2 separate regions of the Homo sapiens genome follow, and region 2 is linked to region 1. Evidence: chromatin contacts called from ENCODE Hi-C data. All regions are on one chromosome and are shown on one strand. The core of a region is the stretch at or near the end of the contact, and the rest is flanking DNA. Distances in the headings are between cores, read along the strand shown.

What was found. Hi-C counts contacts between places; a loop is a spot of excess contacts on that map. Pooled maps may share reads with other maps.
Region 2: a loop to region 1 is called in a map of CD8-positive, alpha-beta T cell, with 13 times the contacts of the local background. The contact joins the promoter of APLF here to the promoter of PAIP2B in region 1. A Hi-C loop is called at or near these places in 2 of 168 maps with a recorded cell type or tissue (CD8-positive, alpha-beta T cell and naive thymus-derived CD4-positive, alpha-beta T cell) and 6 of 50 pooled maps.

Annotation. Positions count from the first base shown.
Region 1 is chr2:71,222,729-71,230,412 of GRCh38, forward strand. It overlaps PAIP2B (poly(A) binding protein interacting protein 2B), which reads right to left and starts at 4,375. Exons shown (of 4, transcript NM_020459.1): 1 at 4,200-4,375. RefSeq lists enhancers at 3,805-4,305, 4,521-4,660.
Region 2 is chr2:68,464,684-68,472,367 of GRCh38, forward strand. It overlaps APLF (aprataxin and PNKP like factor), which reads left to right and starts at 2,902. Exons shown (of 10, transcript NM_173545.3): 1 at 2,902-3,144. The coding sequence starts at 3,049. FBXO48 (F-box protein 48) reads right to left here and starts at 2,611. Exons shown (of 4, transcript NM_001024680.3): 1 at 2,528-2,611; 2 at 1,461-1,787; 3 at 157-495. The coding sequence starts at 462. RefSeq lists enhancers at 1,692-1,751, 1,845-2,740, 2,741-3,635 and a silencer at 2,977-3,186.

The DNA of each region.
Region 1 (7,684 bases), core at 3,125-5,624:
CCAAGAGCTTGACCAAAGGAACTCAGTTGGTAGGTAGCAGAACCAGAATTCAAAGACCCAGGTCAGCATGATTCTTCTATAATATCCTGCCACTTACATGGGCAAGTGGCCTCAAAATCAACAAAAGACAAGTAGAGGTTGACATGTGACAATGGAGAGAGGCTCAAAAGGAAGTTTGTACACAAAAATACAAAAGGAAATGTTCTGGAAGTATGTCTGGGGATGTGAAGTAGGAGCAGGCACACCAGGTTTACCTTGGTCAAGTGAATCTATAATTCCAACCTGGGCCTTTCCCCAGAGCTCCTGACTTAGCTCTTATCTGTCTTTCTTAGGCAAATATAAAATCCACAGGGCAGGACCTTAATCTCCAGCTTGTTCACCACAGATTAAAGCAGAGTTTGAGGCTGGATGCAGAGGCTCACGCCTGTAATCCCAGCACTCGGGGAGGCCAAGATGGGTGGATTCCCTGAGGTCAGAATATCGAGACCAGCCTGGCCAACATGGTGAAACCCTGTTTCTACTAAAAATACAAAAATTCGTTGGGTGTGGTGGTGTGAGCCTATAATCCCAGCTACTTGGAGTCTGAGGCAGGAGGATTGCTTGACCCAGGATGCAGAGGTTGCAGTGAGCTGAAATCGTGCCATTGCACTCCAGCCTGGGTGACAAGAGCGAAACTCCATCTCAAAAACAAACAAACAAACAAAAACACAGACTTTTTTTTTTTTTTTGAAATGGAGTCTCACTCTGTCACCCAGGCTGGAGTGCAGTGGCACGATTCGGCTCACTGCAACCTCCACCTCTTGGGTTCAATAAATTCTCTGCCTCAGCCTCCTGAATAGCTGGGACTACAGGCTCCTGCCACCATGCCTGGCTAATTTTTTTGTATTTTTAGTAGAGACAGGGTTCCACCATCCTGGACAGGTTGGTATTGAACTCCTGACCTCGTGATCCACCTGCCTCAGCCTCCCAAAGTGCTGGGATTACAGGCATGAACCACCACGCTCAGCCGAGTCTGACTTATGGTAAGTGCTTAATATATGATAAATGAACAAACTGAATGAATGAATATATGATAACTGAATAAATTTATGAATAAATGTACAAACTATCAAATAAGCTAAAGAAATAGTCCACATTGTTGGGGAAAGGGGTTACCATGAAACAGACCCTAGCAGTCACTTACAAATACAGTTCATCTTCATTATTTGTGGATCCCATATTTGCAAATTTGCTTACTTGCTAAAATGTCTTTGTAATCCCCAAATACTTGTGGAGCTTTCAAGGTGACTTATGGATATACACATAGTAGTGAAAAATATGTCACTCCTTGCCCAAGTCCCAAGGTGACCCTCAGCCTTGTCTCAGCCCTCATACAAAGATGACCAGAGGACAGAGACAGCAGAGGGCAGTGCAGCGTAGTGCAAGAAGCTCTGGCTCTGGGGCCATCTGGACGAGTCTGAATCTTAACTCTGGCACCTGTTAGTAGAGAGGCCTCAGGCAAATCGCTTAACACTTCTGTACTTCCTTTATTTTTTGTAAGTAAGGAAAATTCAATCTACCAGGATGAGTTGTTTTTAGGAATTAATTTTGTAATCTGTGTGAGATATGTATATATGTATATATTTTCCCTGGGAACAAGGGTTGAATATTTGATAATTCAGTGTTCTTGGCAACTTTATAGAATATAACTACTGCAAATAATGAGAATTGACTATAATTATTTATAAAGAAATAACAGAGAAGTAGGCAAAACATTTGGATGAGGCAGAGGCAGGCTTCAAGATTTTGAAGAAACAGAATTTCACCAAGCACATAAGGTGTGGAAAAGGCTTGCAAGGAGAGAGAATGGTGCATACAGAGAGAGGTCCAGATGGTGGAAAAAAACAGGTAGGTTCAGGAAATGGCACTTCAGGAAGTCTAGAGCAGTAGGAGATGAGATCAGAACACAGTGCCATCGTGCTTCTCTGCACCCTGTATATACCTTCTACTGCAGAACCTCACTCTCTGCATTTAATTATTGGTTTCTAGTTCTCTCTTCCATTAAACTGTGAGCTCCTCAAGGTCTCTAAGAAGAAATCATAGCTAGAGTCCTCTAAATTTGCAAACAAGTTATTATTAAACACAAATACTCCCAAAAAAGACTGCACAAAAATAACTTTGGTTTTCAGCTGCAGTCACAGCAATTCACAACTGTTACAGATTTGCAATTTGTCCAGGATTTTTCTCTGATGACTGCTGTAACTCTGTCATAAACTCTTTTCCTTGTTTTAGACACCCAGACATTTGTTGGAACAGTTTTAAGATCTTACTCTTTTTAGTGTAATTGATTGATTGGTTGATTGACTGAGATGGGGTCTCACTATGTTGCCCAGGCTTGTCTTAAACTCCTAGGTTCAAGCAATCCTCCTGCCTCAGCCTCCTAAGTGGCTGGGATTACAGGCACACACCACTGTGCTAGGCTCTAGTGTGATTTATTAACAAGGCTTAAACATATGGTCCATTAGACAAGGCTGCCACCTCAGAGTAAAGATTTCTTTTAATTCACTATAATAGACTTTTTTCTTTATATACAAGATACAATTTTACCACAGTAAAATACAAGGAAGCATACTGATACATACATTACAAACAGGATAAAGAAAGCAATATAATTTTTTCCACAAAAGCTTGCAAAATCCTGGCCAAAACACAGTGAACATGATGTTAAACTCATAGCTTACATTTCTCCACTGAAAGCTAGGAAAAACAATTCCAATTTTTGAAAAGTCAGGAAACTAAGCACTGTGAGAATTTACAAGATTTTGTAAACCTGTATATTCTCCCCACCCCGATATACAAGTAGCCAGAGGAGCCTATCAGTCTTACCCCAACACTTCAATCTCCTCCAACCTTCAAAATAAAACCCTCACTGTCCAATATCTGAATTTATATTTTCAAACGTCTAAAATCTTAATCAAAGCTAAGAGCAGTGCATTAGCTTTTCCCCATAAAATTGTTGGCATAATTTTACTTAGGCACAGCATAGTTTGTACTGTTATCAAAAAACATATGGCTAGAACCGACATTACTAGAAACCAAACGAATATACTATGAAGGTGAAAAGGGAACAGGGAATGTTGTTTTTGGACAGATTCAATGCTGTTATTATCCCTTCATAGGTTGGGTGTGATCGAATCACACTGTGCTGTACAACTAAGTATGTTCTATATTTTATGACAAAGTAGGGTAGCCAGGCCCTTACACTACAAACTCCCAGAAACCCCAGTTAAGCTGTTTAAAGTATAATCCAATTCAATTTACTGAAAATAATAGTAACAAAATTTAAATCCCTTGCTTCTAGTTAGCCCTTTTCAACTGCATTTTCAGCAATTACCACCAAAAGAACTGCATTAGGACAAAGATTCTAGAGCGGGTATAATGGTCAAATGCCATTTGAAGGCAAAAACAGTCTACCAGGAACAAAACATTAAAGTTCCCAACCTTGCCAAACTCCCTGTTCTGCGTATTCTGCCTCTCTCAGTTCACCTTCCAGCTGCCTGGAAGAGGCAAGTGGAAAATGTTAGTTTTCTGGAGAGATGAGAATGGAATTTAGGGGTTGGTAGGGGGTGATGGGCTCACTCACGGACCGCAAGGCACAAGAGAAGTGGCGAACGTCTCCCAGGCAAATGAGGCATGAAGAATGAGGGCTGGAGTCAAGGGGGAGATGGAGCAAGTATAAAAAGGCAGAGGACGCGCAGGGGCCGCGAATAGGGGAAGGGCACGACGCGCAATCCCTCCCGCTCCAGCCCGGGGAGAGGGGCGGGGGATGCCGCGCGGGTCAATTTGCCTAGCATTGTTGCACCTGGGTAGAAATGGGACTCAGGCCAAGAATTCGGTTCGAGTGTTAGGAGGACGCTGAGGGGAGTCAGGAACTTGGGTGGGAGTCGGGGGGAAACAGAGCACCTGTGCGGGGGGGAAAGGGACGAAAACCCCCTATTGCTCCCGAGGGGCAGGGGCTGACCCCAGCGGACGCCCCTTTTCGCCGATGGCCGCGACGTGGGACCCCGCGCGCTTTCCCTCCCTACAGGAGCTCGGGCAGGCGCGTGCCGCCCTTCACAGCCCCGACGGCGGCAGAAAGGGAGGCGCAGGGCGCCCCCAGAGCCGGGAGAACGGCGTTTCCCTCGAGTCCTTTCCCCAGCAGCCCGGGCACCCGAGCCCACCTGGGCTAACCAGAAGCCCCTCCTTCAGATCGTACTCTGCCACTCCTCCGAGAGCTTAAGCCGTTGCCGTAGAGGTCGCCGTCGCCACAACAGTCTCGGCCTTTAGTACCAAAACGTGAAGCACAGCACCCGAGAAGCGCCACTACCACTTGCCAGGTTATCTCTTACTGCACACTGCCTCCTCGCCCCGCCCCCGAACCCAAGCCATTGGTTGCCGGGCACCGCCCCATTCGTCTATTGGGCCAAAGAAGATGCCGTTCGGTCACCTAGAATGGCATATGTGGTTTTTATTGGTCTAAATGTGAAGCAGTGCCCGCCCACTCCCTCAGAAGTTTCAGCTTCTGATTGGTTTTAATGTCTGTCTTTTCTCTTCCTTCATTTTTTTTTTCCTGTGGTGGAACACCTCCTTGAGGGAGATGCCGGCTCTGATTGGCTGAAAGGACGCTACGCTAGCCTGGGATAGGCATTGGGCCAAGGATGCGCCCGGCCCACTCGTGGGGGAGGAGACCAAGGCGCCGCACTCTGGGTTTGTTTACACAGGCTCTTGCTCCCGCTTCGTCTATTGGCTGAGCTGGAAGCCACTGCCACCGAGTTTTGCCTGTCAGCCTAGCAAGGAGGAGGGTGGGGGTGGGCCTCAGTAGGATTTCCCTCAGCTGTCAATTACCAAAGGAGGAGCTTTGATTCAGGCTGCTTTGGACCTGGTGCTATTCTCTGTAGGGAAAATTAAGGAATTGGGCTCCTTGGGAGGCTGGAAGGAAGCAAAGGGACGCTGGAAGGAAGCAGACGGATGCTTCCACGTTTCTAGAAACAAACCTAACTTCTTGAGTGCTTTAAAAAAATAAAACTTGGCCGGGCGCGGTGGCTCACGCCTGTAATCCCACCACTCTGGGAGGCCGAGACGGGCGGATCACAAGGTCAGGAGTTCTAGACCAGCCTCGCCAGTATGGTGAAACCCCGTCTCTACTAAAAATGCAAAAATTAGCTGGGCGTGGTGGCGGGCTCCTGTAGTCCCAGCTACTCGGGAGGCTGAGGCAGGAGAATCACTTGAACCCGGGAGGCAGAGGTTGCAGTGAGCCAAGATCGCACCACTGCACTCCAATCTGGGCAATAGAGTGAGGTTGCGACTCAAAAAAAAATACATCAATAAATACAAATTAAAATAAAACTTTATTGCCTCCCTTGGATTTAGAATGTCCAATCTGCTTGCAAAGGACTTCGAATTGTATTCCACAGGAAGTAGGGATTTCTTTGTGGAGCTCTTACTTTATACATTTTTCTCTCCCCCCCACCTCTCAAGCTGACTGTATACATGACACAAAGTTAGGGAATTGCAGAATGAATGGAAAAAATATAAAAATGAAAAAGATAAACTCAAATAACAATTATAAATATTAGCTGTATACTTTGATATGGTTTGGCTCTGTGTCCCCACCCAAATCTCATTTTGAATTATAATTCCCAATGTTGGGGGAGGGACTTGGTGGGAGGCGATTGGATCATGGGGGCAGATTTCCCCCTTGCTGTTCTCGTGATAGTGAGTGAGTTCTCACAAGGTCTGATGGTAAAAAAAGTGTGTGTCCTTCCCCCTTAGCTCTCTCTCCCTCTTGCTACCATGTGAAAACGTGCTTGCTTCCCCTTTGCCCTGATTGTAAGTTTCCTGAGGCCTCACCAGCCATGCCTCCTGTACAGCCTGAGGAACGGTGAGTCAATTAAACCTCTTTTCTTTATAAATTACTCAGTCTCAGGTAGTTCTTTATAGCAATGTGAGAATGGACTAATACATACTTCATATTAAATGATATAAGTAAATAAATAAATTCATTCAACAAGTATTATTTAGCATCTACTATGAATGTTCTAGGCTCTGATCATGGAACTGGGTATATGATATGAATAAGACAGTGAAGATGCACCCATGGTGTTTATACTGTAGTGAAGGAGACTGACAACAGAAAAGTAACCAATAAATAATAAAATGGTATGTTGTGAATAAATGCTACAAAGGAAAATAAAGCAGAGTCATGGGATGGTTGGGGAAATGGCTATTTTAAGTAGGATGGTTAGTTTAAGAGCTGTTTGAGGAAACAGCACTGAACAGAGATGTGAATAATGTGAAGAAGTGAAGAGTGGGAAGGGGCTAATAAGCAGAGCCACTACAGTGCACAACTCCAGGATCACTATTCACATTGCTCCATGTATTTTGAAGTTGTGTATTAGGTGTACATCCATTTAGGGCTGCCAACTCTGGTTTAAAGCTTTATTTGATTACATAATTTAAATGACGCCTGCAAGAAACATGTGTCTTTTAGAAAAAAAAAAATCTCTCTCTAGGATAGCATCCCCATACCCTCCACTGCTTCTTTCCCTGAATTGGCCTTCCGGTGTATGATGAGAGAAAGTTTACACAATCTCATAGGTTTGAAAAACAGGCTCTTCTGGTCCACGTGGTGTCCTTGAGCAGTCAGAAATACTCCTTGAGGATGAACCTTTATTACCAGGATAGCAATGGGATGTAAGGAAGGGTTGATGAACTTCTCTCGTCTCACTTCCTACCACTGGTGCCATCTATTATAAATTCATGGCTGGCTATTACCAGTGATAAAGAGAAAAGTCTTAAAAGCAGGCAGAAAAAAAATATGGCCATTTTAAGTAGAATGGTTAGTTTAAGAGCTGTTTGAGGAAAGACCATTGAACAGAGATGTGAAGAAGTGAAGAGCAGGAAGGGGCTGGGAAACATACAGAGGGGAAAAAATAGATAAGAATTACAGCAAATTTCTTATCAGAAACTATGGAAGCCAAAAGACAATGAAGGAATGAGGTAGCAATGTGGGTATCTGGTGGTGGTGGGCAGGGACAGATATGAGACAAAAACCAGTCATAAAGTTGTAGGAGATGATGTCAATGAGAGGGAGGGAGGCAAGAGAAGCCCATCACCCTTCCCCACATCCTATTGCTATTAGGGCAATAAATCTTCAACCTTGAAGATTACATCATTTCATTTTTTAAAATTTAATTGTGGTAAAATATATATAAAATTTACCATCTTAACTATTTTAAGTGTACAGTTCAGTTACAGTAAGTACATTCACATTTTTGTGCAATCATCACCACAATCCACCTGCAGAACATTTTCATCATTCCTAACAAAAATTCTGTACCCATTAAACACTAACTCCCCATTCTCCCCTTACCCCAGCCCCTGGAAATCACCATTCTGTTTTCTGTATCTGTGAATTTGACTGCTCTAGGTATCACGTGTAAGTGAAATTATGTAATATTTGTCCTTCTGTGTTTGGCTTTATGTCTCCCACGTTTAAGTATCAGAATTTCTTTTCTTTTTAAGGCTGAGTAGCATCATTATAGGTATATGTCCTATTTTGTTTATCAATTCATCCATTGATGGACATTTGGGTTGTTTCTATCTTTTGCCTATTGTGAATAATGTTGGTATGCAAATATCTGTTCAAGGGCCTGCTTTCAATTAT
Region 2 (7,684 bases), core at 1,652-4,151, 2.8 Mb before region 1:
AAGACTAATAACTTTAACTCATTTCCAAGAGTCAACACACTGTCTGTGTTATTCTGCATATGTAATTCTGACTCCTCCAAGCAGAAGTTAGAATTGGCGCAAACCTGCTATCATAACGCTGTCAACAACACTGCAGATCGCAAAGATTAAACTTACCCTCCAGGAATAACCACTTTCTAGATCATCATCTATTTCTCTTCGGCACACAGCTCTTACAGTCATGCAGTGAGGTTTCCATAAAGAGTCACTGTTTCTTATTGTGTCATTCCAGCTCCTGCATGTCAATGAAGCCCTGCACAGACTCCGAATGTCCAGCTGACTGAAAATTTTAAAAGTGATTTCTGCAGGCAGCAGTTCAAAAAAGTTGTTTTGACTCTCATTTTTTTCCTTCTCAGCATCCACAGAGTTCGCTTCTGTGTGAGAAACTCTTAAATTATTGTTTCTCTTGGAGTTTTTATGCATAGCTTAATGTTTTAAGTTATCCTCATATGTAACCTAAAAGGCAAAATTTAAACATGCTCAGTCTCCAAATAGGAGTATAAATCCTACTTTAAGTCAGATGCTTTTTGGGTATAATTTAAGAACTCTTTCTTGACTTTAGCTTCTCAATCTGTAAAATGGGCCAATGCTGCCGCTCTCCTGAAAGTTCTTGCAAGGATTAACAGTGATAGTGGGTAAAATATCTAGTCTTGCTACATCTGAATTGCACATGGGAGGCACCCAACATGTTAGTTTCACTCTCACCCAGGCTGGAGTGCAGATGTGTCATAATAGCTCACTGCAGCCTCAAACTCCAGCCTCAAGCGATTCTCTTGACTCAGCGTACCCCGCCCCTCTTTAAAAAAAAAAAAAAGAAAAAAAAAAAAACAGAAAACCAAAAACTGTTTTACGGAGAAATGGTTCTTGCTATGTTGTCCAGGCTGGTCTTGAACTCTTGTCCTCAAGCAATCCTTCTGCCTCAGCCTCCCAGAGTGCTGGGATGACAGGTATGAGCCACCATACCCGGTACTTTTGTACCTTTGAAAATGTATATGAGTCAATCCTATTAAACTCCTGAATACTTGTTGTACATGGGAACTGATGCCTCATCATTAATTTGCAATTTGTGACTTAATCATAAACTTGCTGGACTTCTAGTTGTTTATATAAGAATTTTATCTACTTGTATCTTATAGGTAGGTAGGTGCTTACATTTGACACAACTACTATCTGAAATGGACAAGAAGATGAGATCTGGATTATGAAACAAAGTCTCAAATATTCAACTCAGTCATAAGAGTAGTGTTTTAGAAATGGCCCCTTGAAGCTATCCTACATGCATAATTACAAGCTAAGGATAATAGTCACTGAAGACATCAAGCAACAGTGAGTGACAACTGTAAACAATGTTTAGAACTCAGCTAGGTACAGTATGTGACTCTTTGAAGCCCAGATTTAAAGCTCAGTTTCAGCTAATTTACCTAAGGTGAATGGTGTAGGCTTCCCAAATCAGTTGAAAGCATGACTGGGTACATCACCATCCTTGAGTTACTTTTGTATATAAAGACAGCTTGTATTCACTTAAAATCAGTTTATTCCATTTTGCACTTCCTTTTATAACGGGGGTTGGTTGTGCAAGAGGAGAGGTTTGAGGTAAATACTTCTTTTAACTCAGCTGAACACAAATCTCTTTTCTAGACGAGCTACTCAGCTATGTTTTCGGACTTGCCAAGACCACGGTGGCTCCCATTCATGATCCAGATTAGCTGTGGTGGCTGGAACTGCAGTCTGTGTTCAACAGAGGTCTTCTTCTTGAGGGTTAGGAGAAGTAAGAAAGCAAACGTAAAAACGGGTGAGTCAAGAGCAAGTTTTTGCCATGCACCTTGGCCCCTCCCACCACCAATACAAACCAAAGCCAAACCACAACGTTCTTGAAAAGAATCTCACATTAGGAAAACGTTACAGTGCATTTAAACGTTACAGTGTGTTTATCCACTTCTCCCAGGATCTTACTGGGAGAATAAAATGCGTCCCCTTGTGGAATTCCTGTAACGGGAATGAAGGCTTTTGAATTTCACAGCAGGGGATACCTTTGCGAGTTTCTAAAATCCCACTAGGAATCTTTCTTCTACGTCCAGGTTCGCCTGGATGCCTGGAAACGACCCCTCTTCTGCCCTTTCTCCTTTATGAACTGAGCTTTCCTGAATTCTCTCTCAAGTGAAGTAAAAGCTCGTCCCCCTTTCAACTATCATTCGGAGGGATAGATCGGCGGCAGCGCAGTCGGAGGGGCGGGGAGCCCCACTCCGTCCAAATCCCGCGGGTCAGGGCTAATCACCCCACGTCCCGTCTGAGCCACCCTCCTTGTGTCCCGCGCGGGTTGCAGCTGCTGGAACCCAAGAACACAGGGCACTGACAAGTGACAACAACCGTCAGCGTTGACTGTCACTGCGGCTCCAGGCCGCGGAGGGAAGGCTGAGCTTGCGTCCAGGCCGCGTCCCCGGGAGCGTAGACACCTAAGCCAACGGGAACGGAAGACCCTTCTACCTACTAGGCCGCGGTAGCTTCTCCTCCCGCGATTTAAATCCACCGGAATTCGAATCCTTCCCCATAGCTCTTCGCATCCCGCCCACCTGAGTCCCGCCCTGCTCAGAACTCGCGCAGGCGCCGAGAGGGGCGCGCAGTGCCTTTGGGGATTGGTAGTTTTTTCCAGGGCGTCTCCGCTCGGGAAAGGAAGTGAAGAAAGCCACCAGGACTACAAGGCCCGGCGTCCTCCAAGATGGGAGGGAGGTGAAAAGGGTGTTGGGGAATAAGCCGGGGTTTTTAAACAGTAGTTTTGAGGCGGCGAGACTGGGGAATCCCCGGTTGCGTCATTAGTAGGCGTGGAGGGGCGGGACTCGTGAAGCTGCGCTGGGGCCGGGCTCTGAGAGGACCGGCGCAGCCGCGGGGAGCCTTTGAGGCCCTCCCTCGGTGTTTTTTCCCAGGGCGTGGGCTTGCCCCGCGCGTGTCTGTGGAGGGCGGAAACAGCGGAGGGGCCAGTCTCCTGGCGAAGGGGCCTAATCCTTGCCCGCCATGTCCGGGGGCTTCGAGCTGCAGCCGCGGGACGGCGGTCCCCGGGTGGCCCTGGCGCCCGGGGAGACGGTGATCGGCCGCGGGCCGCTGCTGGGAGTAAGTGTGGGCGGGGGCTTAGCGGACCCCGAGAGCCGTGGAGTTCCGCGCCGGCTCCTGAAGACCGGCCCTAGTCCTGGCCGGTTTCCCCACCGCACTGGTCCGCCGGTCCGGATTTTAGAAGTTTGGGGCCGCACGTTTTTCAGTTACCTTTAAGCCAATTCACAAACATTTCTTTATGTTGCTTTTAAAACACTGACTGTATTACCATTATTATCTTATCCAGGGATTGGCAAACTAGTGCCTGGGGGCCAAATCCAGCCTATGTTTGTATGGCCCCATGAACTAAGAATGATTCTTAAATTCTGAAATGTAAAATGTAAACAAAAAATCTACTAATTTTTCAGGGGGAATAGTTGCTCCAAGGGTTGAGGGTATTGCGGCTTGTCTTGTAAAGCCTAAAATATTTACAGTAGTGTCTGGTCCTTTACAGAAAAGTTTGCCAAACTGTGATATTACGTCTTCTAGGCTAATTTCTTTTAACCTTTGGTCTCCTTTGCAGAGCTGTGTGGACCTTATTTATTTATATTATTTATTATTTCCAGTAAAATGAGTAGCTAACCCTTCATAAGTAATGTGTATAGCGTTCGTGTCATTGGTCTAAGGAGACATTACCTATACCAACATCTTTAACTGTCTCAAGACCGTATCAGTTAGCTATTTTTATTATCCTCATTGTTCAGATGAGAAAATTGAGCCATACATACATTATTTAAAGTCCATACATAAGCTTTTGGACACATAATGCCACAAAGCTAAATATTCTCTACCTTCTTTGGGAGAGGTTTAGGAATAAGAACATTTGCATATTGCATTCTGGAATTCTATAGATCTCTTAAGTACATCTAGTTTTCTATTTTGTTCTTTAACATTCAACATTTCTTGTTTGGTGCTCACTGTGTAGAACATTTTGCAGATTCTAGCACTGTGGGGCATACAAAGATGAATGGAACATGGGTCCCTACCCTTTAGGAGTTTTCTCTTGGGACCGGGGAGACACCTGTGTCAGTGAGCTAACACCAAGGAGTAAGGAGTGTGTACTGTTGTCCTGGTTAACTTCCAGAGTCTAAATGGAACCATTGGTACTTGCCTTAGGTCCCTTCTGGGAGCAGGGAAAGGAGTGGTAGTTTAAGATTGTATTATGGAAGCTGGTCCTAAAGGGGTGTGTGTGTGTGTGTGTGTGTGTGTGTGTGTTGTGTGTTGTGTGTTGTGTACATGCACATGTGCATGTGGTAAGGTTATTGAGGAAGTAGATATTCAATTGCTGTTCATTTTTTTACTGGACAAGTGATTATTTAAATATTTAACATCATTTCTATTTTTTTCATCGTTTGTTGGCCTATACAAACACTGGAAGGAACTGTCTGGAGGCTTTATTTTTCTTTTAAATTCGTAGGTTTGAAACTTAAGAGTATGTGCTTAATCTAGTAATCATATGTCTGGTGACTAACGAGTTTTGACTTGCTTAAGAAATTGTCACCAGTAGAGTACTGTGGGTCTGGTTAAAAGGTGGATGAATTTTAGGGCCGTGGTTTAGAAACATGGCAACAGATTGCAGACCGTTTCATTATTTGTAGCTTGTTCTTTGTGTTGTCGACTTGCTAATGTGAGATGAGCCTATTTGGTATCTGTTTTTAAAAATGGTAAGGAGTGAAAGCTGGGCAATTACCTGGTCAAGATTTTGCTTTTCCTTTTGAAATAACATTCAGGGATGAGATTCTTTTGCCAAGGTTGGCGTGTATCAGAAGTGGTTATGAATGACATCCTAAGTGTGTTAAAGGAAAAATTTGGAGAACAAACAAATCGCCTTGTAGTTTTTTCGATTTTGGAGCTGACAGATGCACTCGATTCTTCTCTGCACTGGTTAAAACACAACATAAGGGCTCCTGTTTCCAACAACAGCAATTCCAGTGAGATTTATTTTTGTATTGTGAGAGAGCGAAGACTGAGTTCTAAGTGGAAAACTCAGTAAGTTCATTGTAAATTGGAATCGGAAACGATTAATATAAATAAGGATGATTTTGAACTTTCTTAATTGGGCATGTTTTTCTGAGACAAGCTTCACAAACCTTGATGGCCACACAAACATAAAAGTTTATAATCTGACTGTGTAAAATAGTCTTGGTAGTAAAACAGTTTGACAATGAGAATGGTTTTGTATTTTTATGGTGGTAGGAAAACACAACAGAGAAACCTGTCACAGAGAACAAAGGACAATGAAATTTAATCTTTCTTGTTCCCTTTGCTTTCATGTGAGTCATCAGAGAACCCCAGGTCTTTGTTTACTAGATTTTGATTCTGCTCCATGATTGGCATCAGTTAGAAGGTTTTACAGCAGGATTAATCTTCAGAGAACTTGAGTTAAAACAGCCAATCCAAAAGATTACATATTGTGTGATTCCATTTATATAACATCATTGAAATTGCGAAATTGCAAAATTTCAAAAATGGAGAACAGATTAGTGGTTGCCAAAGGTTAAAAAATTAGGCAGCAGGGCAGAAGGGAATGGATATGGCTATAAAATAGCAACATGAGGGATATTTGTGGTGATAGAAATGTGCTTTGTCTGGACTGTGTCAGTATCAATATCTTAGGTTGATATATTGTACTATAGTTTTGTAAGACGTTACCATTAGGGGAAACTGGATAAATGGTACAAGAGATATTTCTATATTATATCTTTCAACTACATGTGAATCTACCATTATCTTAAGAAATTTAATTTAAAAGGGTTTTACAGTACGACATGTCAAGCACTGTTAGGCCAAAGTATTTGCTTTATGGGTTTTAATTAAAGCTGTTACACTCTTAAATGAAATCTACTATTTCTGATTTCAGATTTTTCTTATTTTGTTTTGACAGCAGGGATTATATGACACATTTCTTTATGATCTATTTTCCTCCTAGGAAACAAGATAGCAAAAGATATCTAGTGATACTTTCTCAATGTAGATGTAATTAAATTGACTGCTTTGATTAAAAGGAGAAGAGTCCTCAGTTGGGGGAACAGGGAAGGTCATAGGCTTCAGTATAGACTCTTCAGGTGGCATCAGTTCACCACTTCTAAGAATGTTGTAAATGTTCTACAAAGTTTACACAAAGTAACCATCCCCTGACCTGGCAGCTCTATACTTTTAACTGCTTGTTGCAGAATCCTGGCTGTCCTGGAATGCTGTTCCTACCTGCTCCAACATAGGTTTCTTCCCTTACGTTTCTTTTATTTCTAGATTTGCCCTTCCCTCATTTTATTATTTAGCCTACAACCAGTGCCTAGCACACAGTAGGCCTTTAACACGTGATTTCTTCCTTCCATTTCGGCATCTCAGCCTCTCATTCACTCTACCCTCAAAAAGAGCCTAATTGTGACTTAGATATGAAAAAGGGTTATCATTGAGTTTTGAAGTGAATTTAAATATAGTAAAGATGCAGTCCTACCAACTGCTAAATCTTGAGTAGCATTCATAATGAATTAAGTTTTAACATTTTTCCTGTTTTGTTGATTGATAATTCGCTAAATTCAGGAAATAGCTGATAAATATATACTATGGTTGGATGGGAGGGAGTATAGGAGAAATAAAGGTGAATGAGAAACAAGTCTTTGCTCTCAAGAAACTTATAGTTTTGTAGGGTTAAGAGACAAATAAACAAGTATTAGTAACTAAATAAGGCTACAACCTCACATGGGGACTGGCGCCAGGCTGACACTTGGAGTAAGCGAAGTGGGAGGGAAGAAGAAAAACAACACAGGGACAGTGATAAATGACAACAGTTCTGCCTCAGTGTTGGGAAGGCCACAAGGAGAGGGTCTCTATGCAATCCCTGCTACTTTCCCCTATTCCCAGTTGGTAACAGTGTCATATTGTTTTTTTAAGAATAGTAAGAAATTTGAATTTTTAGATATAATCACTGATTTTTAAAAGGTCACATTTTTATTAAAAGTTTTGGTTAAATACCATGAGTCTGTTGATGAAGAGTTAAATTCTATAAAATATTTCAAGAGATTTATTCTGAGCCAAATATGAGTGACCATGGCCCGTGACACAGCCCTCAGGAGGTCCTGAGAGCATGTTCCCAAGATGGTCAGGGTACAGCTTGGTTTTTATATATTTTAGGGAGGCATGAGACATCAATCAAATACATTTAAGAAATACATTGGTTTGGTTCAGAAAGGCAGGACAACCCAAAGCAGGGGCTTCCAGGCTATAGGTAAATTTAAACATTTTCTGGTTGACAATTAGTTGAGTTTATCTCAAGACCTAAGATCAAAGGAAATGTTCAGGTTAAGATAAAGGATTGTGGAGACGAAGTTTTATTTTGCAGAGCTCTCAGATAGCGGACTTCAGAGATAGCAGGTTGTAAAATGTTTCTTATGAGACCTGAAAGAGTGCCTGGCTCTTAATTGATTATCTCCTGGATCTGGAAAGGAAGGAAGGAAAACAAAGGGGAAAGGGAATTCTCTATAGAATGTGGGTTTTTCCCACAAGAGACTTTGCAGGACAGTTCCAAGGTATGGCAAAGAAATATATTTTAGGGTAAAAC